Regions from separate parts of the Mus musculus genome. Here regions 1, 2, 3, 4 and 5 are each linked to region 6. Evidence: chromatin loops called from intact Hi-C (ENCODE). Cell type or tissue: heart. All regions are shown on one strand.

The links. Hi-C counts contacts between places; a loop is a spot of excess contacts. Peaks named below come from ENCODE experiments on the same cell type or tissue, not always from the same donor. Only the 100,000 strongest peaks of a DNase experiment are listed, where the experiment ranks them.
Region 1: a loop joins it to region 6, with 3 times the contacts of the local background. A loop is called at or near these places in 15 of 42 quality-filtered maps.
Region 2: it touches region 6 in a loop (5-fold over the local background); 5 of 42 quality-filtered maps call a loop at or near these places.
Region 3: it touches region 6 in a loop (5-fold over the local background); 35 of 42 quality-filtered maps call a loop at or near these places.
Region 4: a loop joins it to region 6, with 6 times the contacts of the local background. A loop is called at or near these places in 33 of 42 quality-filtered maps.
Region 5: a loop joins it to region 6, with 4 times the contacts of the local background. A loop is called at or near these places in 17 of 42 quality-filtered maps.

The regions. Positions count from the first base shown.
Region 1 is chr2:93,331,372-93,335,371 of GRCm38, reverse strand. It overlaps Tspan18 (tetraspanin 18), which reads left to right and starts at 885. Exons shown (of 10, transcript NM_183180.2): 1 at 885-1,100. In heart, CTCF peaks have their summits at 1,536 and 1,758; DNase peaks (open chromatin) are centred at 841, 1,281, 1,721 and 2,841; H3K4me3 peaks cover 3,626 bases; H3K27ac peaks cover 3,850 bases.
Region 2 is chr2:93,196,891-93,200,890 of GRCm38, reverse strand. Trp53i11 (transformation related protein 53 inducible protein 11) reads right to left here. Exons shown (of 8, transcript NM_001025246.2): 2 at 3,913-3,994; 3 at 3,143-3,279; 4 at 2,570-2,628; 5 at 2,304-2,352; 6 at 1,900-1,996; 7 at 1,433-1,534; 8 at 1-1,105. The coding sequence starts at 3,271. The coding sequence ends at 972. Among named protein-coding and RNA genes, the nearest start is that of Trp53i11, 11 kb to the right of the region's middle. In heart, CTCF peaks have their summits at 1,266 (motif pointing left) and 1,838 (motif pointing right); DNase peaks (open chromatin) are centred at 60, 90, 1,040 and 1,830; H3K27ac peaks cover 430 bases.
Region 3 is chr2:93,215,313-93,219,312 of GRCm38, reverse strand. All of the region lies in intron 5 of Tspan18 (tetraspanin 18), which reads left to right. It overlaps Gm32824 (a long non-coding RNA gene), which reads right to left and starts at 103. Exons shown (of 4, transcript XR_001783414.2): 1 at 37-103. In heart, a CTCF peak has its summit at 2,130 (motif pointing left); DNase peaks (open chromatin) are centred at 510 and 2,102; H3K27ac peaks cover 1,074 bases.
Region 4 is chr2:93,202,430-93,206,429 of GRCm38, reverse strand. It overlaps Tspan18 (tetraspanin 18), which reads left to right. Exons shown (of 10, transcript NM_183180.2): 9 at 647-730; 10 at 2,008-4,000. The coding sequence ends at 2,055. Among named protein-coding and RNA genes, the nearest start is that of Gm32824, 15 kb to the left of the region's middle. In heart, a CTCF peak has its summit at 2,499 (motif pointing left); a DNase peak (open chromatin) is centred at 2,539.
Region 5 is chr2:93,067,339-93,071,338 of GRCm38, reverse strand. No RefSeq gene overlaps it. Among named protein-coding and RNA genes, the nearest start is that of Prdm11, 23 kb to the right of the region's middle. In heart, a CTCF peak has its summit at 2,241 (motif pointing left); no DNase peak of the experiment used is centred here; H3K27me3 peaks cover 945 bases.
Region 6 is chr2:93,416,854-93,420,853 of GRCm38, reverse strand. Cd82 (CD82 antigen) reads left to right here. Exons shown (of 10, transcript NM_007656.5): 8 at 99-299; 9 at 531-614; 10 at 912-1,752. The coding sequence ends at 989. Gm13807 (predicted gene 13807) reads right to left here. Exons shown (of 6, transcript NR_040529.1): 5 at 3,260-3,409; 6 at 3,024-3,139. Among named protein-coding and RNA genes, the nearest start is that of Mir7001, 3.2 kb to the left of the region's middle. In heart, a CTCF peak has its summit at 2,256 (motif pointing right); a DNase peak (open chromatin) is centred at 2,263; H3K27ac peaks cover 569 bases; H3K27me3 peaks cover 881 bases.

The sequences.
Region 1 (4,000 bases), 85 kb after region 6:
GACTGTGGGCTTGAAAATACCAAGTCTGGTTTTCTGTTTACCCTTCAAAGCTCTGTCTAGCATCCTGACTTCACCAAGTTCCACACTGAAGTCAAAGAGTGTCTGTCCTGGGTGAGATCAGTGGGCCAAGTGGTCTCCTGTAGAGTGTAGTTTGATTTGTGTGTGTGTGGCCTCACAGGACTTTTCAAAGCTGAGACACTGATAATTGCTGCCAACGATTTGAGCCTTCTCATGACAGTCTTTCTTAGGTTGTGGCTCTTGAGTGCCTGCTTGTGAATTTTATATGGGTTCTGTATAGCATAGGTTAGCTGTCTTAGTGAACCCCAGTGGAGGAGAGGATGAAGTGAGAGCCTCTCACTGGTCTGGTCCTTAGCAGTGCTATAGTTTACAGCGGATGGGGTTGGGAGGCACCAACAATGAACCCTAATAGAGCTTGCTGCACAGGTTTCTATCTGGTACTTCCCTGGCAGTAAGTGGGAAACCAAGACGCGACATCGCAATGGAGAATCCCACACCCCAGCCCTGCAGTCCCACACACGGTGTGATAACAGCGAGAAAGCTTCCAGGGAATAAATGTCCCAGTCTAGCGTGCTACCTTCACCCTTCTCCAGCAATCTCCTAAATTCAGACATTGAGGCTAGGAGTGCAGAGGACATCGGGAGAGCACAGTTCCAGAAACCACGCTCTAGGACCCGGTGAGAGAGCGGCCGTGGACCATGAGAGCCGTGTCCGCCCCGGAGACGCGCCAGCACCGCGGCGGCAGTAGTGGCGACAGGAGACGGAGGGGCGGAGGCTGGGGCGGAGGGAGCGGGAGGGCGGGCCGGAGGGTGGCGGGAGGTGTGGCCGGCGGCGGTGGCGGGTGAGCCGCTGCAGCTGCCGCCGGCGTCTCAGGGGCTGCAAGCTGCAGGCGGACGCAACGCTGTGCGATTCCGAAGCCCAGCCACGCCAGGCCGCCCGGCCCTGGCCCCCAGCGGGCGTCGCCGCTCCTTGTCGCTTTGACGCCTAGCCCAGCGCCGCGGCGCAGGACTACCGGTGCCCCGCAAGTTGCGAGCGCACTCTGCGCCTGGGGAAACTTTACCCCGCGGCCGAGCCTCTGCCAGGTAGGATTCAATCACTGAGCCCCTCTGTGCGTACTGGCCCCGGGATACCGCGCGCTTCGGGGGAGATCCCAGATCAGTGCGGGTCCCAGGACGCTCGGGTAAGCGGCCACCAAGTTCTGAAGCGACTCCCCTGGGGGCGGGGACAGCGCCGCACTGAGTGACCCGGAGCATGCTCGGGTCGCGACTTCGCCCAGGTCAGGTGCAGCCATTCTGCGCCCAGCGATCTCGGGGGCTCAGGCGACAGTAAGGCGGCAGGTGGGACTCCCAGAGCCGGTGTGTTGGCCGGGGCTGTACCGAGAGTGAAGGGGTGAGCCCAAGTGACCCTGCACACAAGCAGGTCACAACGGGGGACACGGAGCCGGGCTTGGGCGCGGCGGACAGCCGATCGGGCTGGGGCACCGAGCGCTCTTCGCCTTCGTGGGACCCTGGTAGCAGGGCCTGGAGAACGCTCCTAGATTTTGCTCTCGCACCCGAGTTATCATTCCTTGCGCGGGAAGATGTCCAGCTCCGTGGATGTGGAGACCTAGGAGGTTCCCGGGCGGGTCCGGAGCTCCTTGCGGCCGGATGTGGGGTGTGGTGGCCGTGGGTTCCTTAGCGTGGCTGGCCGAGGTGGGCGCGCGCGGGCTCCGGGTCCTGCTTGCGCTGGGAGAGTTGTCTCGCCAGGGGGCGCCCTTCCCTGGCCAGATCGGCTTCCCAGACCAGCCTAGGAGCTTCTCTGAGTTTCTGAGCTCATGGAACCGCAGATGGACCAAGGCAATGCGCGTGGGGTCTGTTTGGAGGAGCTCCCCACCTTGTCCCAGAGAATCGGACGGAGGTGCACCCACTGTGAGACTGATGTGCAACGATCAGACGGATCAGTGTCATGAGGTGGGCTGCTGGCAAGGATGAGTGAACAATTTACACCCAGAAAAACAAAAGAAAGTTTACATGAACAGCAAGCCTGCATGGAGACAATAGGATAGAACATTAGTTGGATTTACTTGAAGTTACTGAAACCCAGCCATTTTTGTAAAAGTGGCATCTTTTGTCCTGGTCCTGGTCAGATCTCTGGGCGTGGTGGGCAGGATTTGTCCTCTCTCTGGGCATAGGTAGATTGGGGGCATAGGAATTTCTATAGTTTCATCAAAAGGGATACACTCCTCACCCATTACCGAGAGCACTCCATGTCCTGGGCCTGAGGTCCCACATGCATCTCTATGATCACGTCCCACATGCTGGTGAAAACGCACTTTCTTCCTTCCTGTACTCTTAGACTCCTGTATTGTGTGGGTGGAAAGGGTCATCTTTGTTGTGTGAAAGGCTGTTCTTATGGAGGGGACTTTGGAGGGAATTGGTGCCTTCTCTTCTCACTAAACTTCTCTCTGTTCCCCCAAGAGAGTACAGATAAGCTCACAGAGACCGTAGCTTCACACCGACTGAAGTTTTCATGTGCCCTTGCTAGGAATTCGTGCTCACCATCCAAGCTATTCCATATACCCCACCACACACACACACACACACACACACACACACACACACAGGTGTTGGGAATGGGTCCCCAAGATACAGATGGGGTCCTGCCTTCAGCCTGGGTAGAAACCACATGTGTTTATTGGATACAGCTAGTACCCCCATCCAGGACAAAGTTTCCATCAGACAGATCATCCTATCTGCCTGGCTTCTGTTTGGAATGGCAGAGCCAACGCAGAGAGGCAAAGGAAAGGGTGGGGACCCTTGTCACTGGGTTTGTCTTTAAGACATGCCAGAAAACAAAAGAAGAGTGTTGTTTGTTTTAGTTTTAATGGCTCTCAGTGTGTGTGTGTGTGTGTGTGTGTGTGTGTGTGTGTGTGTAGCCTAGTTGGAGAGCCCCGCCCACCCCTGGAACGTGGGTATTAGCATGTTCCCAACCCGAAGGCCTGCAGATTCTGGGTGCTGTCTCTTCTCTTTACTCCTTACTCACCCCAGCCCTCACACTGAAGACAACATAGAGGTTCTCCACCTTCCAAAGTTGCTCCTGCCTCTGGTCCTGTCTCTTGGACTCCAGGTAGATTCCCCAGTTTCTGACTTCTCAGTAGTCCAAGCCCAGGCTCATTTCTTTGTCTCTCTGTCCCCAAGACCAAGATGCCAGTCAATCACTGAATCTCCAGGGAGCTTTGAGGAAACAAACCTCTGGACTTGCACCTAGGACAGACTGATCTGAATCCAGAAAGGACCCCTCCCCCAGTTTTCTGGTAACTTCCACACCAGGCTGGAAATAGTCCCCTACCATCTAAGTGACATTTTAGTGCTTTGGACTTGGGACTGGTTGGGTTTGGAGTCAAGATATTAGGGGGGTTTGTGGGAAGGGGCTGGTAGAGGAGAAAGGGCAGATTTGAAATCCAACCAGTTAGCTTCTCATGGAGGCCTTAGATGAACCACTTTCTCAGTGGCCCCTCTTCCCTCTCTGTAAACAGCTCTGGGGATAGAGGGGTCTTGTGACTTAAATCCAGGGAAGCCTTTTGGGATTCTGGACAACCAAGCTGGATGTTGCCTCTGGTCTAGCTGAACAGAATGCTGGTTCTTCACCAGGGTGCCTGGCCTCCCCTTGCTTAGCCTCTGGTACTAGAACCCAGTGGACTCACACTCAATCCAGCAGGTTGGGGTAGAGAGAAGGGAGTGTGACCCATCTCTGCTAGGAGTGTCACAGCAGCTGGTGCAGGCATCTTTGTCTGGATGCCTATCTAACCCCCATTCCCTGGGCAGAGCCAGGGCCTGCGGCTGGACCACACATTTTAGCAACCCCTCCCTGTTGAGAGAGGTGCTCTTCTGGCCCATTTCATCAACCACTGAAAAGGGGAATCAGGAACGGTTGGTTGTCTGAACTCAGCTGGGACTCCATAGAGAGAGTGCAGCACCCAGCACTTGGCCCCAGAGAACAGATG
Region 2 (4,000 bases), 220 kb after region 6:
CTGGGAGCTAGGGCCAAGGGGAGGGGCCACACAGGCTGGTGGCACCAGGGGTGTGTCTTCAGCTCTAGAGGCCCACTTAGGGGCTGCTAAGGGATGGCAGACTCTTGAATCTCCTTCCGTTGTTGCATGTGAGCAGCTATTGGCTTTAACCCGTAGGCCTTGGGGCAGCCTCAGGAGGGGATCTGGAGGAGGCACTGAGCCAGGTGTGTAGCCATGCAGGCCTTGGAGGCCATGCCGAGGAAATGTCCCCACTTGTCCTCTCCTCAGAATTCCTCATGCACTAGGAGCCTATGGGCAGCTAGGAGCCAGGGACTATCAGGCCTGTGGTACATTGCCTAACCCTAGCCTGTCGGGAAGGGACTCTGGTGCTCTGGGACGCAGGCGGCCAGCCAGAGAATCAGAGTACCCTCCAGCAGGCCAAAGAGAGAGATGTGCAGGCTGAGGCTGGGGAACTTGGCCCAAGGGAGGCAGTCACTCCCCTTGCTAGATGTCCTCAACTGGATCTCTAGAAACACCGTGTGTGTGTGTGTGTGTGTGTGTGTGTGTGTGTGTGTGTGTGTGTGTGTGCGTGTGTGATGAGGGACTCACACATCGGGTTTCTGGATGGGGAGAAGCTGAGAGCCCCTGCTGGGGCCGACACAACCTCCTAGAAAGGGCTTCCTGGCAGAGGAACTCACCTTGACTCAGCCCAGACCCTAAAACTTACTCTAGACTCTGCCTGTTAGAGTCTAGAGGCCAAGAAACACAGGGCAAGGAGTTGTCCCTGCACAAGGGTGAGGGGTGGGGTGCAGAGGCCACAGCCTGGTCTGTCACTCCTAGAATCCCAGGAGACCCAAGATGACTCCGTGGAGTGCCTGGGAGGGAAGGAAGGCGTGTGCACCCTGCCTGCCTGCAGGCCTGTCTAGGACCCATGGACAGTGAAGTCCCCAGCTGCTCGGGCCCAGGTCCAGGCCCAGGCAGGTCCCAGCCTGCTACACTTTTTTGGGTTTCCGGCCGACTTGGTAATAGTAGTAGATGCTGACAATAACAAAGAGGAGGCGGCTGGCCAGGAGCAGCACGGTCCCCAGGGACATGAGGCCCGTCTCAGCAAGCGTGGCAGTGACCACTGTGAAGGAAGTCGGGGGAGGCAAAGGTCAGGAGCAGACACGTGCTTGAGCCTCTCCCATCATGACGCTAGGCTAGGCTGAATACCCTCGACCATCCCTGTGGTGAGTGGGACTGCAGGCTGACGACCTCCAGAAGCCTAACACCAGCCTAGGCCAGTCTGCTGCCCCCAAGTGGCAGGTGCCTAGAAGTGCATCCTGAGTGTCAGGCTTGGAGGGAACGGCTGGGCTGTGGATTCAGGACACTGGTCTATGTTGTAGGAGCACCCAGTGCTCTGCCCTTCTCTTCCTGCACCCTGATAGCCTTCCCACCACCCTACACCACTCACCCAGGGACTGCACCCCGAAGTAGCAGGCCTCAGTGAGCAGAGTCCAGCGGATGATGACCTTCTCGGCTGTGTAGAGTGCGTTCCACATGATCAAGGAGATGCCTGTTGGAATCAAGCACCGGGGCAGCCTGATCCCTAGCCCAGGAGTCCGAACCCACTTATTCCACAACACCCACTTCTCAGACCAGACGGCCCCTCTTCCGGTCCTCAGCTCTTCAGCTATAGCTTTCCCCCCAGAGACAGCTCACATTGCTTCTAAAGCCCTATCCAACCCAAGCCAGGTGCTCATCTCCCCAGGACTTGGTATCTTTATCTACACAATGGGGCAAGGGCCTCCAGGCCCAAGCTACCTCTGCCATTGCCAGGGCAGTGAACCAACTACATGCATTCTAGCAATGGCCACAAGGTGGCAGCACAGACACAGATGAAGAGGGCTACCAGGCTGCTGGAGACCCAGCAATACTCACTAAGGAGGGCACCACCGTAGAGGCGGATGGGGGTCTTGCTTGTGACTTCAGCCCCATCAAAAACTGCATCGTAGAGCTGATCAGGGAGGGCAAGGGCCTGTGGGCAGCAGGAGGAGCACAGGGTCAGCTATGAGGTGAGACAAATGCTAGGGACCTCCTTGGGGCAGCATCCAATGCTGGGATGCCCAGAGCCCAGAGCCCAGAGCATGTGTGCTGGTTACTTTGGGGGCACGGCACACCAGTAATGGACAGGATGTCCCGGGAGTTGGCCTAGACCCTGAAGTATGGGCCTCAGAGTGAAGACAGCAGCAGCTGGGGTAAGGGAAAGAGCCACACACACACCCCCACCCCCATCTAAGTCTCAGGACCTACTTGCAGCCTGGGCGGGGACACACAGTACTCACCATGATGGCCACACTGGAGAACAGCATAGCAGAAAGAAACTGCCAGACCCTGGGGAGGTTCCGAGAAGACAGTTACAGCCACACTCACCCTGACCCCCACTGCCAACCCAAACGGGGGGTGGGGGGGAACCCTGTGCAACCCAAACAGCCAGGGCTATTTGAGGAGGCAATGAACAGTGTGGATGTAATTCAGAGCAAGGCCCAGTCACGTAGGACCTTACACATACCCGGGACACAAAACCATCCAAACGAGACCTACTGCTCACCTGAGCCCCAGAGGCTCCCGCACAGCAAACTTTATCTCGTTGCCCAAAACCTGGCTGATCTGTGGACACACAAGTCAGAGGCATCAGGGAAGAAGTCTTCAGTTTCAGCATCTCACCCACCCACCTTCCTCCCAGCTCCTGTGGACACCTGGGGGCCATCAGAACATCCCTGATTAACATAAATGTTTTCCCCAATGCAAGCTCAACCTCTCCTGCCTCCCTTGGTACCCAGACAAGAGAACTGAAAAGAGGTGGTAAGGAAAGAAACTCAGGGTCTGCCCAGCAGGGGCTGGAAGCCTGGTTCTGTGGGTCACTGATATAACCTTAAGGAAGTTACTTAGCCCCTCTATGTGAGTCTTAGCTTCCTCACCTGTACAATGGGTCAATAACCACATGGATAACCAGCAGAGCTAGCAGGATGCACTCATGTCTATAGGACAGTCTATGCCAGTACCCTAAGAAGCACTGGGTTCTTGTCCCCAAACTTCTGCCACTGGGCATAGCATTCCCCTGACACGAGCAGAGGGCCCTGGAAGTTGCAGGCTCATGACTCCTCTTCCTAGCATGGCTCACCTTGGACCGGTGCACTTCGCCGTCATCATCCTCCCCGCCCACACCCAGGATCTTTCTGGTCTTCAAGCGGCTCACAAGATCCGTCTGGCTGTGCTTCTTCATGAGCGGAGGGGGCTGTTTGCCTGCCATTTTTTCTTCTGCTGAGGGACATGGGGAGACACTGGCCTCAGCCATCGTTCCTGCTGGACTTCCAGACCCCAGGTCCCAGTGTAGGGTGAGAAGAATGTGGCCAGGCCCCACCCGGGGCCTAAGAGAAGATGGTGCTGCGGCTGCCTCAGTTTCCTCTCCTGTAAAATGGGTTGAGGAGGATGCTTCCAGGCTGGCCCCCATGGACATGACACAGCCCAGGTGACTGGGTCAGACAAGGCCTTACAGTCAGCCCTGGAGTGGCAATATGGGTTTTAGAAAAGGCATTTGGACCAGGATGGATCTCATTGACAAGATTTCTGGGTTATCGAGACAAAGGAGACTTCAGAGACTCAGAGTGAGCCTCCTAAGTCCTAAGCCACCTGCCCAGACAATTCCCACTGCCTGCTGGTCCTTCTACCTCCTAAACAGCCATCACTGCCCAGAACCTAGAGGAGGAGAGTGTTAGTCATGAGGGAAGGTGACATTAAGCCCAGAAAATGAGGCTTTCCATAGTAGTGGCCACACTGCCTGGACGTGAACCACTCCTGGCCATTAGCATCCACAGCCTCTACCCCAGCCTCCATCTGCCCACCATCTTCCACAGCCCCGAGTCATGCCACCCCATACCACAGGGCACGTACTGAGATGGGCAATGAGCTAGATGCTGAGATGCACACTGGAGTCTGAGATGAGGGGCCCTCTCTTGTGCTCAGTCCTCACAACCTAGGA
Region 3 (4,000 bases), 200 kb after region 6:
GATAGGTGATAGCTAACCACGCACTCATAGGCTTACCTTTTAGCTTGGGGCCAGGACGGAGTCGGTGACTCTGTCACCAGGAAAGAGTCAGTGACTGTCTTTACTATCACCAGGAAGGAGTCAGTAACTGTGTCACCCGGAAGGAGAGTCAGTCAGTAACTATGCTACTGTGTCACCAGGACAAAGTTAGTAACTATTTACTGACACCAGTTTGCATTTTGGCTTTGTGGCCAGTTGAGAGGCCCAAGCTATTCTGGTTCATTCATGGCTCAGCAGTGACAAGCAGTTTGAGGCTGCTTGGTGGAACATTAGTGTTGGAAGACTCTTAGCTGCCTCTTAAGACTATCTCCCCCCCACCCCCAGGTCTAACTCCTTGCCTCCCCCAATACTTAGAGTGACTCTGTGCTGGCTTGGGGTGTCCCACCATATCTCTTGGAGTTCCCCTGGTTCCCCTGCCTCCCCACCTCAGAAAGTCAAGCCAATGCCCTTGGCCACTGCACACTTGGCTGTGTTCACGCTCAGGGAGTGTCCGTGGCGTCTGAGCTGAGTGTGTCACCCTCTGGGAACAAGGCAGCTCTCAGGCTTTGCTACCCCAGCTCCTGAGCCTGTTTTTCATGGAGCCTCTGCCCACAATTCTTGGGAGGCCTTGGTCTCCGAGTTTAAACAGCCTGGCTTCTCAGGGTCTACTGAAGACATTGGCATTGGCTATGATACTCTCCTTCCTTCAAGAGCCCTGATCTTAAACTGGGAGTAATGAAGCCAAGCTGGCTGCTGGCCAGACCACTCACCCCACAGCTCTCCATTTCCAGAGTAGAGACGATGGATCGCTTTCCAAAGAAGCCACTTCTTAATCCCTTGCATTTGTCACTTTTCTCAGGGCTATGAAAAATGCCAGACACGGGCAACTTAGGGAAGGAAAGGTTTCATCTGGCTCATAGTGGAGGTACACTGTGTCTTGGAGGGAAAGGCATGGGTGCAGGAGCTTGAGGCAGCCGGTCACAGTGTCAGGAAGCAGAGAGAGAGGCGTGCTAATGTACCGCTCACTCTCTTCTTCAGTCGGTGGGATGGTGATGTGTGCACACAGGGCACCTCTTGCCTTCTCAGTGAACCCAGCCTAGAAATCCCTCACAGCCATGGCCACAGGTGATTCTAGACCCTCTCAAGGTGACAGTTCCAGTCCGTGTTAGCCATCACAACCTTCTCCTCCTGCTTTGGGGTTAACCCTTGCAGTTCCTTCCATGCTAGAGATGTGTCAGGGCCCTGGAGTGACTGTCCCCTCCCTCATGCCCAAGCTGTGAGAGGTGACATAACCACAAAGGATGCAACCCTGGCTGTGAGCGTGCGCCTTGCTCTGTGCTTCCCCTCTGGGTTCTTAACCTCTTGGCCATGGCATCTCTGACCGGCAAGGGACTGACTAGTTCCGTTGGAGGCTGAAGCTAAGCAGATCAAACAGCAACAGACAGTCTTTCTCTGGATTCCCCTGGGCTGTAGTGAGGGAGGCTCGCTGTCCCCATCTTGGTAGGTGGGTTTCTCACCCAGGAGTATCTGTGGGTGAGAATGTTGAGCCTGGACCTGCTGCAGGGTTCCTGCTTAGAGGTGCATGCTTACTCAACTTGCAAATGTGCCCTTTGTGTAGGTGGCATGCAATTCAGGGTCACCTGGGCTGGTGGACTGAAGGACTTCCTTGTAGGGGAGCTACTTCACAAACTATGGGTGAAGGCCCAGAGAAAACAGCAGGCCCAGGAGCTGGGGGCAGGAAACGCTGGCCAGTGCCTCACTCCTGGAGGGCAGGCCACTGGGTTCAGACCCCAGAGGGATTCCCTGGCGGTGGATACAGCCATGAGTTCAGAGATCAAAGGCACTGCCTTACAAGCAGTGAAACTGTCTTTCCTACAGTCAGTGGTACCAGGCATGCTAGAGAAAGACATCTGGCCTGGGGCTTCTCCCAGATTAAGACATCCCCATGTGGCTCATTCCTATCATAGCTGTGTGCTCCACCTCCCAGAGAGGAAGCGCAATGGCCTGTGACACGAGCGGCAGGGGAGCTGTAGCTCCCTTTATTTCTCACAGTATAACATGGCCAACTTTACTGGGAGAGACAAAGAAGCCTGCTGGTGCCCCCTGGTGGACTGTCCCCTTCCCTGTCAGTCAGCTCCTGCCTGTAGCAGCTCTGGCTGGGGACCCAGAGGCTTTAAGAAAGATCTGGTCTCAGTGTGTGATGACCCAACTGTGCTGTTCCTAGGCGTGTACCCAAAGGGCTCTGCATCCTCCTACAGAGACGCTCGCTCATCCGTGTCCACTGTTGCTCTGTTCACGATAGTCAGGAGATGGATGGGTAATGAGAATGTGACACATATACACAATGGAATTTTATCAAGCCATAAAGAAAAATGAAATTTATTAAGTTTGCAGGCAACATGAGTGGAACTGGAAAATATTGCATTAAGTGAGGTAACTCAGGCTCAGGAAGACAAAGAGCTCCTGTTCTCTCTCAGGCAGATCCGAGCTTCTAATTTTTATTTATGTGTATTTCTGTGGGAGTAAGTTCTGGGTAGAGGCCAGAGAACTAGCAAGGGGCCCTAGAGAGGCAAAAAGAGGGAGGGAATGGGAAGATAGCAGAATGTGTATGATGTAGAAGGGGTGGGGCTAGGAAGGAAAAGCGTGACGAGCTGGGCCGTCAAGGGGGTATATGAGAGGATGAACCAAAACTAAGGGGTTACAAAAGTGACCTAAGGTAACGTGATGCTTTGTGTGCTAAGTGAACATATGCATGTGTGCATGGAAAGCGTTTGTGGGCCCTGCATGGTGGTGTGCACCTGTAACCCCAGCACTGAATTAAGGGGGCTAATGAAGGACTACTGTGAGACCAAGGCCACCCTGGGCTACAGAGTTAAAATCTGTCTCAGAGAAAGAGAGACAGAGACAGGCAGAGAAAGACAGACAGTGAGAGAGAGAGAGAGAGAGAGAGAGAGAGAGAGAGAGAAACAGAGACAGACAGACAGACAGACAGAGACAGGCAGAAAGACAGAGACAGACAGACAGAGAGAGGGAGAGAGAGAGAGACAAAGAGACAGAGGCAGACAGAAAGAGAGGGGGGAGAGAGAGAGAGACAGAGGGGGAGAGAGAGACAGAGAGACAGAGAGAGGCAGAGACAGAGAGGGTGAGAGAGAGTGAGTGGGAGAGAGAGGGAGAGAGACACAGAGAGAGAAAGGGATCCAGAAGGCAGGCAGGTCGTGCCTCTTCCCCTCCTCACCTCCCCACAAGGGATGCATCACTGTTAATGGGCCCATCTCTGCAGCCAAGCCCGGAAGGCAGCCTGTGCTCTTGGCTGAGAGCAGGCTGTGCTTGGCTGCTTTGCCAGCCTCGGCTAAGTGTGCCCTGAACCCTGCCAGCGGGAGAGAAAAATGGGGCGTTTGTTTTGCATGAAGTTTAAGAAGGTTGAGAGCTGCGGACAGGCTGAATTAGTCCTCGAGCTGACCACCAGCCGGGTCCTCTCCGACCTTCCGTCTCCACTTGGGCCTGCTCATCTCTACATCTCCCCCTCCTCTCCTCTTTACCTTCTTCCATTTCTCAGCTTCTCTTCCTGCTATCACCTCACCTCTCTGTGCTCCCCGCTCACCCCTATCCCAATCCCAGTTCACACGAGGCTAAAGTCAGTGTGGGTCAGAGGCAGGGTGCAATGCTATGCCTCAGACTGCTGCCATCAAAACCAGGCCCCAACCCAGAATAGATCTGGACAGGCCAAAATCATATGCAAGAGAGATGCACTAGGGATGGAGGCATGTATACGTGTTCTAAGTATGTGAACATATATGTGAGTATATACACAAGTATATTGTGTGTACGTGTGTGGTATGTGGCACCCTCTGTAGTTTTATATAGTTTATTACGTGTGCATGTATGTCTGCCCTGTGTATATGGTATGTGTACCTCTGCTGTGGATTTTGGTGAATTACATAGTAGTATGTAGGTTGTGTGCACACACATGTACAGGTGGCAT
Region 4 (4,000 bases), 210 kb after region 6:
GTGGGGTACAGTGGACACAGAGTACAATGTCTTTGGGGCCCAATGGGAGAGGTCTTGGCTCATCTGGCTCTGTCACCTACAGTGCCAGGGGACCGCAGGCACATGAGTCACATGAAGGCAGCTGCTCCTGTGAGGCTGTGGGAAAAGAGCTGAGCAATGTTTGAGGATGGGCTGCCTGGCCTTGAGCCTGGGGAGGGGGACTGTCAATCCCTCAGCAGCCAGGCAGGTCAAGAGAGGGACTTGGTGGGGCACTGTGCACCTCTGTGAGATACTGTCCCACCTGGGGCTGGGGCACCATTTGACATTCTGATTGAAGAGATCCATCCCATTCAGCTTTGCCCTGCATGTCTGACCCCCACTTCTACAGAGCACCAGGAGGCCTGAGTGTTTGGACATCTCCTCATAGTCTAGGTCTGTGGCTTAGTTAGCCTTGGGACTGTCTTGGGGACTGGATGCGGCAGAGGGAGGGATGTTGGTGACATTCTGCCACTGACCAGATGCTTCCTCCTCCCACATCAGTATAAAAATGCCAGCTTGCAGCTGCTGAGCCCTGAGGCCAAATGCCAGGGACTTCAATACTGACAGTGGTCCTGACTGCAGACCACACTTCCATACCGTGGCTTCATCTCTGGCCTTTCCTTCCCAGGGCTGTTATACAGTGATCCTCAACACCTTCGAAACCTATGTCTACCTGGCCGGAGCCTTTGCCATTGGAGTACTGGCTATTGAGGTGAGTGGAGGGGCCCTGGGAGGGAGGAAGCCCCAGCGTCTGTACGCTCAGCCTATTTCCCAGATTCATAGCCGCTGCCTACTGCAAACGTCTGCTGCTAGAGCCATTCTTGTGGCCTGGAGCTACGGATCTGTGCCTCTCCCAGGACAATGGGAACAGGCAGGCCCAGAGAGGCACCTCACCTCACCCCAGCTCTGCAGTCCAAGTGCGCTTTGCAGGATACACCCCACAAGCTGCCTGGAAGGCGGGGGCTTCTGGATGAGTCCTGACTTTGCACATGGTCAGGGGTCTTTTAAACTTGGCAATGGAGCTTTAGAATCCTTCATCCCAGTGCCCCAGAACCTACACCGTAGCGGAGTAGCTGTCAACTTTTGAGTTACTACTCAGCATTCCCTTCTCACTGCCCCCCTGCCCAGTTCAGGGATGCACTCTGGGGCAGTGAGGCCAGGTAGCCTAATGTGCAGCCCTCACTCCCTGCTCTTTGGGGACCCTTTCATGGAAGCTCTGGTCGCCTGGCACTCTGATGTGCCCTTGTTCAGGGTCCTCTGTGCCTTGTCTCTCAGGATACCAGTTCTGTGTAAGTCACAGGAGAAGTACAGGCATCATTCATTAATTCCGCATGCATATATTAAGCTCCTGCTGTATGTGCCAATACTCCTGGAAGTGGACAAAGCCTCCTGTGAGAGCTAAGACCAACAAGAGGCACACAGATCTTCCTGAGGCTGGGCAGATTTCAAGGATTTGCACATAGCCTTGCCTCGATGTAGCCACAGGTCAGGGTTAGGGAACTGCAATCTCTGGAAACCTCACCAGCTTCCGGTGAGCTATCGAGAGCGCAGGGGCTTAGAAGCAAGGGCTGGGTGGGGGGAGGGAGGGGGGAAGTGTGTCTCTGCTCAAGCTAGGTTACCCCCACTGAAGCTGTGTGACCTAAATCAGGTTGTAAGACATCTCCGACATCTCCATGCCTCACTTCCTGCTGGTTAGAAAGGCTGCTGCTAACAGCATTGGAAACCTACTTTACATGGTAAGCTCTCGGTACACACTCAGGTGCCCAAGAAGGGTTGTGCTTTGCTTAAAGTCTCTGCCAACCCAAAAAAGACAGATTTGAGCTGTTTAAACAGATGACTTGCTTTCCAACGCCTGTTTTTTACCCAAGTGGCGAGCAGATGCTTGCCCCGGGTAGTGTCACAATCACGATTCCCCTCAGGAGGTGTGCTGGGCAGCCCCTCGACGTGCACCCAGTCTGACTCCAGATCATCTTCTCCCTTTCTCTGCAGCTCTTCCTCATGGTCTTTGCCATGTGCCTCTTCCGGGGCATCCAGTAGGCCTTGGCCTGAAGACACTCAGCCCACCACTGCCCAGAAGCCAGCCCCTTCTCTTCCCTGTCCTCTGGCCCCAGGGGCGGAAGCAAGGCCAGCCCAAACGGCCAGAAGCATAGAGCTAATTTTTAAATAAACAAACAAACAAACAAAAAAGACAGACATGAAGGGGCCTCACCTAGGCTCTAAAGCAAGGGGCATGGGCTCTACAAGGACCTAGGGCTGGCCTGGGACCAGCTGTTCCTGAGACCAAAGGTTCATCAGCCTCAGAGCCCCTTGGCCCTGTCAGACTGGAGTGTCCCTTGGCCCGGATCACCTCTCTTAGCATTTCCAGGATCAGAGCAACCAGGAGGTAGAAACACATCCTGGAGGAGGAGCCCGGTCCTCAGGCCCCAAGGAGCCGGCTTTTCACAACACAAGGACAGACTCTGCAGCACCATCTGCTGGAGAGCGAAGCGGTCCCTGCTCCCGCTGGCTGAGGGTGGCTGTGTGTGGACACTGGATCAGAAGGTGGCCCTTTCATTTCCGTCCAGTCACACAGCATGTGCATGACAAGGTCATCTCCAGGCTGCTGTCGCTCCAGCCAGGACTCCACCCCGATGTAAACTGGCCAGGAACTGCCTGCATCCAGCTCTACAGTCCGTACTGTGTCCACTCTGCCCTGCTTGTACCTCTGTCAGAGATCCAACTGTGATACATCACCTGTCCCCGTGGGCCATGCCCCACCCCTGTTCTCCCAGGTGGAAGACACCCCAGTATTGTTCATTTCTCTCTTTCTACCCAGAGCTGAGGCTTGAATGTGTTCTTCAAGGTCCCTGCCAAGAATTCACCCCTGCATCCCTCCACATACGGATGGATCTCACTACCTCCCAACTCAGCCTCCTGCCTTCAGATGCTCTGATGTCACCATCACCTCCGCAGACAGAAGGGGTTTCCATTTTTCCGTCTGTGTACCCCTTCACTCTCTCTCCTTTCTAGAGGTTAAGGTCATGCCTCTTGTCTGCAGACTTAACCCCACAGCATCTCCTACCGTGACACCTTCTGACCTTTTGCTGAACATTTATTTTGTTAGTCTCTCTAGGCTCAGATTACCCAGACTAATAGGTTCACAACCAACCAACCAACCAACAGACACACACACACACACACACACACACACACACACACACACAAACACCCCAGACTAATAGGTTCACAACCAACCAACCAACCAACAGACACACACACACACACACACACACACACACACAAACAAACACCCCAGACTAATAGGTTCACAACCAACCAACCAACCAACACCCCCCCACACACACACACACACACACACAAACTTGAACTGCAGGCTAGGTTAGCAACTAGTTGCAAGATGCCTGACCCTGCCAGGACCGTGTTGAATCCATTAGTGTTGTCTGTCAGGATCTCAAATTTGATTAATTATGTCTGCCAAGGGCACAAAAGGGGAACAGTGGTGGAAGGAACAGCTAGGTGTCTGCTCTCCTCTCTCAGATGGAAGAGCCTGACCTGAACTCCAGCCTTCCTTTGCCCTTCTGCCACCTGGGAGTCATAGCCATAGCCTGTTCTATTCTGCTGTCTGGGTGCAAGGGGGGCTACTTCTCCCATTTTCTCTCCTCTTTATGTGGTCCTCACCCAGCCTGGCCTTCCGGGGAGTGGGTGTCTCTGAATGCTATACGGAAGTTGTCTTTATGACAGCTTAATTGGCATCCCCATAGTAAGCTCCCTAGAGGCTGAGTCACCAGATCAGGGGGCCCCTCTGCTGGCTTGCACCCCCAGACTAAGAGGACCCAGGCTGACTCAGAACCCAGCACGTACTGGACTCCAACTGTCTAGGAAGGCAAATGGCTTGGCTATTGATTGGAAGTTCATGGCTAGGTTGAGGACTTAGCCCAACCACAGCGGCTGCCACCCAGAACTAGCCCAGGCTTCCAGAGAT
Region 5 (4,000 bases), 350 kb after region 6:
CTGTGTCTTGAAGCTGGAGTCAGGATTCCTGACTAACCACTGCTAAGATGAGGAGGTGAGAGAGAGAGAGAGAGAGAGAGAGAGAGAGAGAGAGAGAGAGAGAGAGAGACAGAGACAGAGACAGAGAGACAGAGAGACAGAGACAGAGAGAGAGACAGAGACAGAGAGAGACAGAGACAGAGTCAGAGACACACAGAGAGACAGAGAGATAGAGAGACAGAGAGAAAGAGACAGACAGACAGAGACAGGCAGACAGACAGACAGAGCCCTGAGCCCATCTTGGTTCTGTAAAGTGAAAAGCAAGGAAGTTGGAAAGAAGAGAAGAACTGCGGTCTAAGGAACTTGGTACCCCATGGTAGGTGTAGGAGAGGTTTACAGGGAGGGTGTTAAGGACAGAGTGGCAAAGATGAGGCCAGGAGTCTTGAAAGGTGGTCCCTTGGGGGTATGGCATGAAGCTAGGGATTTTGATCTTGAATCTGCTGCTCTACAGAGGAGCCCTGAAGTGTGTGTTGAGTGATGCTTAGGGCTGTGTTGTGAGGTAGATGATTGGAAGTGACCACAGTGGGTCGTGAGCCCAGCAGAGGTCCAGTGAAGGAAGACCTGTGATAGGATGGTGTGATGGTGTGTAAGGGACGGCCATAGCACTCGAGAAGCTCATGTCCCAGGGTCAGGGTTCCTGCTTTGTCCTGGCCTCACAACAGAGTAAAAAGCCAGGCTCCGTGTGTGTGTGTGTGTGTGTGTGTGTGTGTGTTTGTGTGTGTGTGTATGTGTGTGTGTGCGTGCGTGCATGCTCTCCCACAGTGCTCAGACCCCTCTGCTCTTACTTTACATACGACTCCTACAAACAATTCCTGGCAGGCAGAGGCAGCAGCTGGACAGCAGTGCAGATTTGCTATTAGGAGCTGTGCAGAAAGGAGCGGACACATAGATCAGGACCTTCTTTAAAAGAGAAAACCCAATGAAATGGCCTCAGTTTTTAGAAGTATCAACGCAGCTTACAGAGTTACCGTACTTAATAGAGTCAGGGAATTTGTCATCTTCAAAAGTTATTTCTACCCAAAGTGCAAATGAAGAAGATGGGGTGGTGGTCCAGTTACTAAAGCGCTGGCCTCACGAGCACAAGGACCTGAGTTTGGGTCACCAGGGCTCATGTAATTAGCCAGACATGGTGGTGTGCACCTGTGCTCAGAGCAATGTTGACATGACAGGAGACATGCTGACCACTAAGAGCTTGTGAAGCAGTGAGCTTGGCCTTTGTCACAAAGCTCCAGGCCAATAAGAGACCCTATACCAGCTGATGGTCCTTGAGGTCCAGCTTGGCTGATGGGACCCAACATACCTACTCCATGGGAGGATGTTGGGGAGAACTTCCTGACAAGGAGGGGTGAAGACGGGCTACACAGCAGAGATTTACAACCCTTCAGACCCTGAAGGGTTTTCTGTGGGGCCTTCCTGAGCCATGGGCTGGGCTGTCGGCTGGGCTGAGAGTCACTCCGGTCTGGCTGGATGTGAGCCGCGGTCCCAGGGGTCTCTTCCTATCCTAGTTCTATACTAGTGGTGGTTGTAGCTGCAAGCTGACACAGCTGGGAGAATTGCCCAGCCCTTAATGCACTTTCCATGGGCTGACACAGGATAAAGCACAAGAGTTGGGGTCGGGGGGTCCATCCAGCTGCTCTTAGAAGCCCCACTGTCTGTCGAGCAGGCTTCCCTTCTGAGTCAGGCCACCATCTCCTCGCCCATTCCACTGGTTCATTGGATCTCATTTGTCTGTTCCATCCACATGAGGACACAGATGCATGCTGGGAGCCTCAGCTGATACCCAAAGTGCAAAGTGGGCTTTTCCCATAGGAAGCTGGTAGCTGACCCAGAGGAGAATCTAGGAAAGTCTGAGCTCAGACAGTCCGGGAAGGTTTCCTGGTGATGACTGAGCTCAGTGTGTCACTGGGGCTAACAGGAAGGTGACTCTAGAGAGTGTGGCAGGGTTAACTTGTAACACAAGTCTCTGTTCCCCAGCTCAGGATCCGTCAATGTCTGAGTTACACAATAGCCTGTGCATCTATCCTCATTTCTTACCTGGACAGATCTTGAGACAGGGTAACCAGCTATATCTGCTGGACCAGACCCAGAATGACAATCTGTTGCTATCTATCCCCTGCCTGTCACCCCCAAAAGCCCAGAAGCTGGGCCCAATGCAGACTCCAGGACCTACATTCCACACTTGGCCCTTTGACACCATCTGGTGGTTTGTCTGTAAAATGACAACTGGCCCATAAAGGGAGTTTGTGAATGAGGGACGCACAGAGGAAGAGAAAAAACAAAAACCTGTTGGGTTGATTCTGTGGATTGCTTTGTGCTGTGAGAGAGGTAAGGTGTCTTGGCCCAGGCCTTAGCAGACATAGGACTGTGTGGCCATCACCACCTCTGAGCTGAACAGTGGATAAATAAACTCAATCAAGCATCAGCTCTAGGAGAAGCTGGCAACAGTTATGTCCATATCAGCCATGTACAGACCTTTTGTCCTCAGTATGCACAGCACAGCACAGCACAGCACACTACAGCACAGCACAGCACAGCACACTACAGCACAGCACAGCACAGCACACTACAGCACAGCACAGCACAGCACTGCACACACAGCACAGCACAGCACAGCACAGCACAGCACAGCACAGCACAGCACTGCACTGCACAGCGCAGCGCAGCGCAGCGCATCACAGCACAGCACTGCACAGCACAGCACAGCACAGCACTGCACTGCACAGCACAGCACAGCACAGCACAGCACTGCACTGCACTGCACAGCACAGCACAGCACAGCACAGCACTGCACTGCACAGCACAGCACTGCACTGCACTGCACAGCACAGCACAGCACAGCACAGCACAGCACAGCACAGTGGGACAGTTATGTTCAAAGCACAGGGGTTTTGTTATTTTGTTTTGTTTAGGGGTGGTATGTGTGTGTGCATGTTTGAGAGATGCTCTCATGTAGCCTAGGCTGGCCTAGAACTTCCTGGGTATTACAGGAAGACAGTGAACTCCCCACCCTTACCTCTAGGTGTGTGCTATCATGCCCAGCCTGGTGTGTTGAGACAGAGTCTCAGTCTGTAGCCCAGGCCTTTCTGTAATGCACTGTGTCTCCCAGGCTTTGAATAGTCCACACTTCTACCTTAGCTTCATGAATTCAGACTTTCACATAGCCCAACTTGGCTTTGAACTTCTGATCCTCCTGTCGCCACCTCCCATGTGTTGAGTCTATAGCCATTTGATACGAAGTCAGCTTGGCATTTTGAGACAGAATTTCACTTGGTAGCTCAGGTTGACCCGGAGCTCATTATGTAGCCCAGGATGAACTTAAGCACTCCTCCTGCCTCCACATCCTGAGTCCCAGGGTCACAGGAGTGCCATGCTTCCAGCTCATATTAGTTATTACAAATAATCCATGAGGTCATTAAAAAAATCTACAAAAGGATTTTCTAGAAAACACTGAGCACGTGCAGACTTTAGCATCTCAGGGGGATTCCTACAGAGCCCTCCATCCTGTCACCTACTGAGGATTATACGCAACTCAGAAAAGTAACCCATGACCACGTGCTGTGGCAGGTTCCTATGACCATGTGCTGTGGCAGGTTTGGGAGCTGTGAGATCTGCAAAGAAGGGTTTTAGCTCAGAACCCGGTACAAAACCATGACAGAGGGAGGGCCATGGTTACCTTAAGGATGCCCAGCATGTTCAAATACAACCACAGAGTCTGTAAACTGGCTGGCTTTTATAGCAGAGGGACTGGGAGTCAGTGAGACCATGTCCCTCTTGTCCCTTCCAGAACCAAGAATTTTCCACCTGGGCCTGCCTTGCTCTCTGGGTCCCAGACTCAGCCAGATCCAAGGTAGCAGGGCACAAGAGCCATGCTAATGGAGGGCAGCATAGGAGAGAATGGGAGGGAAGAGGCAAACAGAGCTCGGTATAGGCTCAGGTTCCTCTGTGTGACCTGGGTCAAGTG
Region 6 (4,000 bases):
GGCACAGAAGTGGCCAGTCTGAGTTTCCACCTGGAGATGGGCTGCTTAGGATGGGCTGAGTGGCCGATCAAGCAACCTGTCGTGTCGCCACTGCGCAGGTCAAGTGCTGTGGCTGGGTCAGCCACTACAACTGGACAGAGAACGAGGAGCTCATGGGCTTTACCAAGACCACTTACCCATGCTCCTGCGAGAAGATCAAGGAAGAGGACAACCAGCTCATTGTGAAGAAAGGATTCTGTGAGGCTGATAACAGCACTGTGAGCGAAAACAACCCTGAGGATTGGCCTGTGAACACTGAGGTATGTGTGGAGCTGGCAGTCAGGGGCTGGGCTCTGCCACTCTGAGAGGGACAGGTGTCCCAGCTCCTGGAGGTGCCCGGGGCCGTCACTCAGCCTCCTTCCCTTGTTAGTCCCCTCCTCCCCATCTGCTCACACCATAGTCTACAGGTGCCATGAGGGGCCTGCTCACGAGCCGGTCCTGGGCAGGCCTGCTGCAGCTGTGTGCAGAGGCTGACATGAGTCTTTCCACAGGGCTGCATGGAGAAGGCGCAGGCGTGGCTTCAGGAGAACTTCGGCATCCTTCTGGGCGTGTGTGCTGGTGTTGCTGTCATTGAGGTCTGTCCCTCTCTCCCATGCAGCCGTGCCCTGGGTTCTGTCTCGAATACCTCCCCCGCCCCCGCGCCCTTGCATTGCTGCTTCCTGTGAACTGAGTGGTCCATGTGCTTCTAGAGCTGCCCTGACCCCAGCCCATCTGGCTGTGTGACGTCAGATTGGGTACTGTCCCTCTCTGGGCCTCCTTCAGCAGCCTGCCTGTCTGCCTCAGGGTGGTTGTGACTGGGACCCAGTATGGAGCTGCAGGGCAGGGTCCTGGGACCCGGGCGGGCCTTCCTGACTTTGCTCTGTCCTTCACAGCTGCTGGGGTTGTTCCTGTCCATATGTTTGTGCCGGTACATTCATTCTGAAGACTACAGCAAGGTCCCCAAGTACTGAGGTTGCTGATGTCCCCACCGTCCTATTTCTCCACCCTCAGCCTCCCATGGGGCCTCTCTAGCTTTTTCTCACATGGGCCCTGCTCCATCCACCACTGAGGCCTCTGGCCCATCCTGGAAAGGTTGCATTGGGAACTTTCTGGGCCTGGGCCCTTCTCCCTGTCCTTCTGCCACCAATATGGGGCCCTGGCTATCCTGTGGCCTTTCTTCCTACTGCCTGGGATATTTTAACAGCTCGAAATGGCTCCCAGTATTACTGTACACAGGATAGCTGTGTCTCCACCCTGAAGTCATATTGTATTGTATTAAAAACCAGGGAGGGTGGGTGTAGCACCCGTAGCTGCCCAGGGAAAGGCCACAGGAAAGGTTGGTGGGGTTTTCCCCACTGTCACACTTTCTTCATAGGTTTTCCATGTTTCTGTGGGAGACAGGGTAGGCAATTCTTCCACACACTTGGAGCACTCCCCCCTCCCCAAGCTCAGTTCAGCAGGGAACTGAACTGAGGGGCCTCCTGGGGGACTGGCCCAGGTAGCCTCTGGTGCGCTCCTCTTGGTGAGGGACCTGACAACTTAGGGGTGTGGGTCCCTCAGGTCTGGCACAAGACCCTGGATGAGAGGAGGATCTGGACTGGTGTTTCTTGGCAGCTGTCCCCTGTCCTCTGCGCTAAGGGTGGGTGAGGCTGTGCCTTGCAGGGTGGGGGAGGGGTTCCATACACTCATCTCTGGAATCAATTATTAAAGGAGGGTTTATAATGATCCAGTCTGAAGAGGCGGTATCCTGAACTATGGGGTGGAGAGGATGTGGCGGTGACAGGAGGGAGCCGTGGGATGAACCTGAAAGCATGACATGGGGTTCCTGTGTCACAGCTGATGCCAGTTCACTCTTGCTGTCCTTCCTCCTCAAAGACCTGGGTACAGGTGCTTGGAAGGGGGCTGTAGAGAGCCAGGAAGCCACAGTGCTTGTGGCCTCTTCCTGGAACATCAGGCTTCTGTTAAGACTCACAGAAGGAGTCTTTTCATAAGAAGCCAGGCAGGTAGACTGTGCAGCCTTAGTGAAATGGATCATCCCTCGCAGCCTCTGCACACTCAGCCCGGACAAACGCAGAGCCAAACAACGTGATGAGGAGTGCCCACACAGGAGCAGGCGGAAGCTGGGAGGGATGGCCTGGTGGGGACTTCTCCCACTCACTTGTAGGCCCTGGAAGACCTCCCTTCTCTTCCCTCCTCTAATGAGTGGCTCTCGGCAGTGGAAGGGAAATGCTTCAGGCAGTACCCACCAGGGGGCACTGCTGCCCCATTGTAGGAGCTCAGGGAACCAGTGGTTCCTGTTTCCTGCAGGTACCTGGCCTGCTCCAAGTCTCTCAGTCAGGGGGGACACTTCAGAGGATGCAAACTCCAGAGGTCAAGAGTGTGGGAGGGGCTGGGGCTGGGGCTGCGGGGCTGGAGGGGACCAGGAATCCGCATTCGTGCAAACCGGGGAGTGATTCCTGAATTGAGATGACTTTAACAGGATTTGGTGAGACTGAGCCACAGTGTGAGCCAAAGAGAGAAGAATGAATAGGTCTCAGCCAGAGAGCCTGGTCCTGGGACAGAAGGTCAAGAGACTTTCTGTGGTCAGAGGCCATCCATGCAAGCTCACTGCTAGACCCACCATAGCACCCTGTGCCAGGCTGGGGCCCCAGGAAGCCTGGGTTCCCTGACAATATCAACCACTAGGACTCCTCTCCCCCTCCCTCCCTCTCCTCTCCTCTCCTCCTTTTCTTCCTCTTCTTTCCCCTTCTCCCTCCCCCTCCCCCTTCCCCTCTCCCTCCCCCTCCCCCCCCCCTCCTCCTCCTCCTCCTCCTCCTCCTCCTCCTTCTCCTCCTCCTCCTCCAAGCTAGGGGTTTAGCCAGGCAGCATGAGGCCCTGTCGGAGACCTGAAGTGAGCACTTGCCCTGTTCCAGGGCTGGTGTCTCGAAGTAATACTGGCCCAGCTTTTTTCGCTGATAACCTTGGCTGCCCTAGAAAGTGTCATATTAAAATATAAAGTTGGACATAGTGGCACACCTTTAATTCCAGCACTCTAGAGGCAGAGGCAAGAGAATCTCTGAGCTTGAAAACAGACTGGTCTACGTAGCAAGTTCCAAGACAGCTAGGGCTACATAGTAGGACCCTGTATCAAAAACAAAACAAACAGAAACCATAAAAGAAAAATGAATCTTTGAGGAAGTGTGCACTGGAGTGAAATAAACAGCCTAAGTGGCTCATCAGGTAGCAAATGCATACAGCATACCTAGACCACTCTACACAGCTTCGTCCTCAGCAGACATCACCAATCAATCACCAATCGCATTTTCTTGGCCTAGCTGCTCTCTGGATAGACTTAATGGTCTTCATTACTCATTGTGACCTTAGATTTCTCAACTCAGCACTCTGAATCAATCTGTTGGAACTCAGTGAAAACAGTCGGCATCTTTTAAGCTCTCAGGGTTGTGACAAACCATGAAGCTCTACCTCTGTGCTTCTCGGTGGAAAGCTAAAGGGGAGGCTTTGTCAGTTTCAGGGATAACCCTTCTTGACTCTGTCCTTGGTGATAGGAAAGGTGACTTCCTGGACTCCAGAACTTAAGGCTACTCCCTGCTAATCCCCAACCGGGGACAACTTTTCTGTTACCGGGCCAAAAAAAGCAAAAAAGGAGCCTGTGCGCACCCTACTAACAGCAGGCACAAGAGCGTTGCTCTTTGCCAAGGATGAAAGGATACAAGGAAGGCCAGTGGCTGATGCAATGGGGCCCCAGTTTTACTCAGCAGTTAGTATTGAAATAGCACGAGCCTGGAGCCCTGCTTCAAAGATACTGGGGAGCTTGAGGCGAGTAGCTCAGCTTCCTGCCTGAGCTGGGGCACGGAGCAGGAGCTTTTGATGGCATTGCTGAATGGTGAAGTTATGCCAAGAACACCTAGCCATGTCCCTTGTAAGCGGTGAGAGAAGGCTAATCAGGAAGTGACTGGGGCCTGACTCCTGCCCACTGACCATT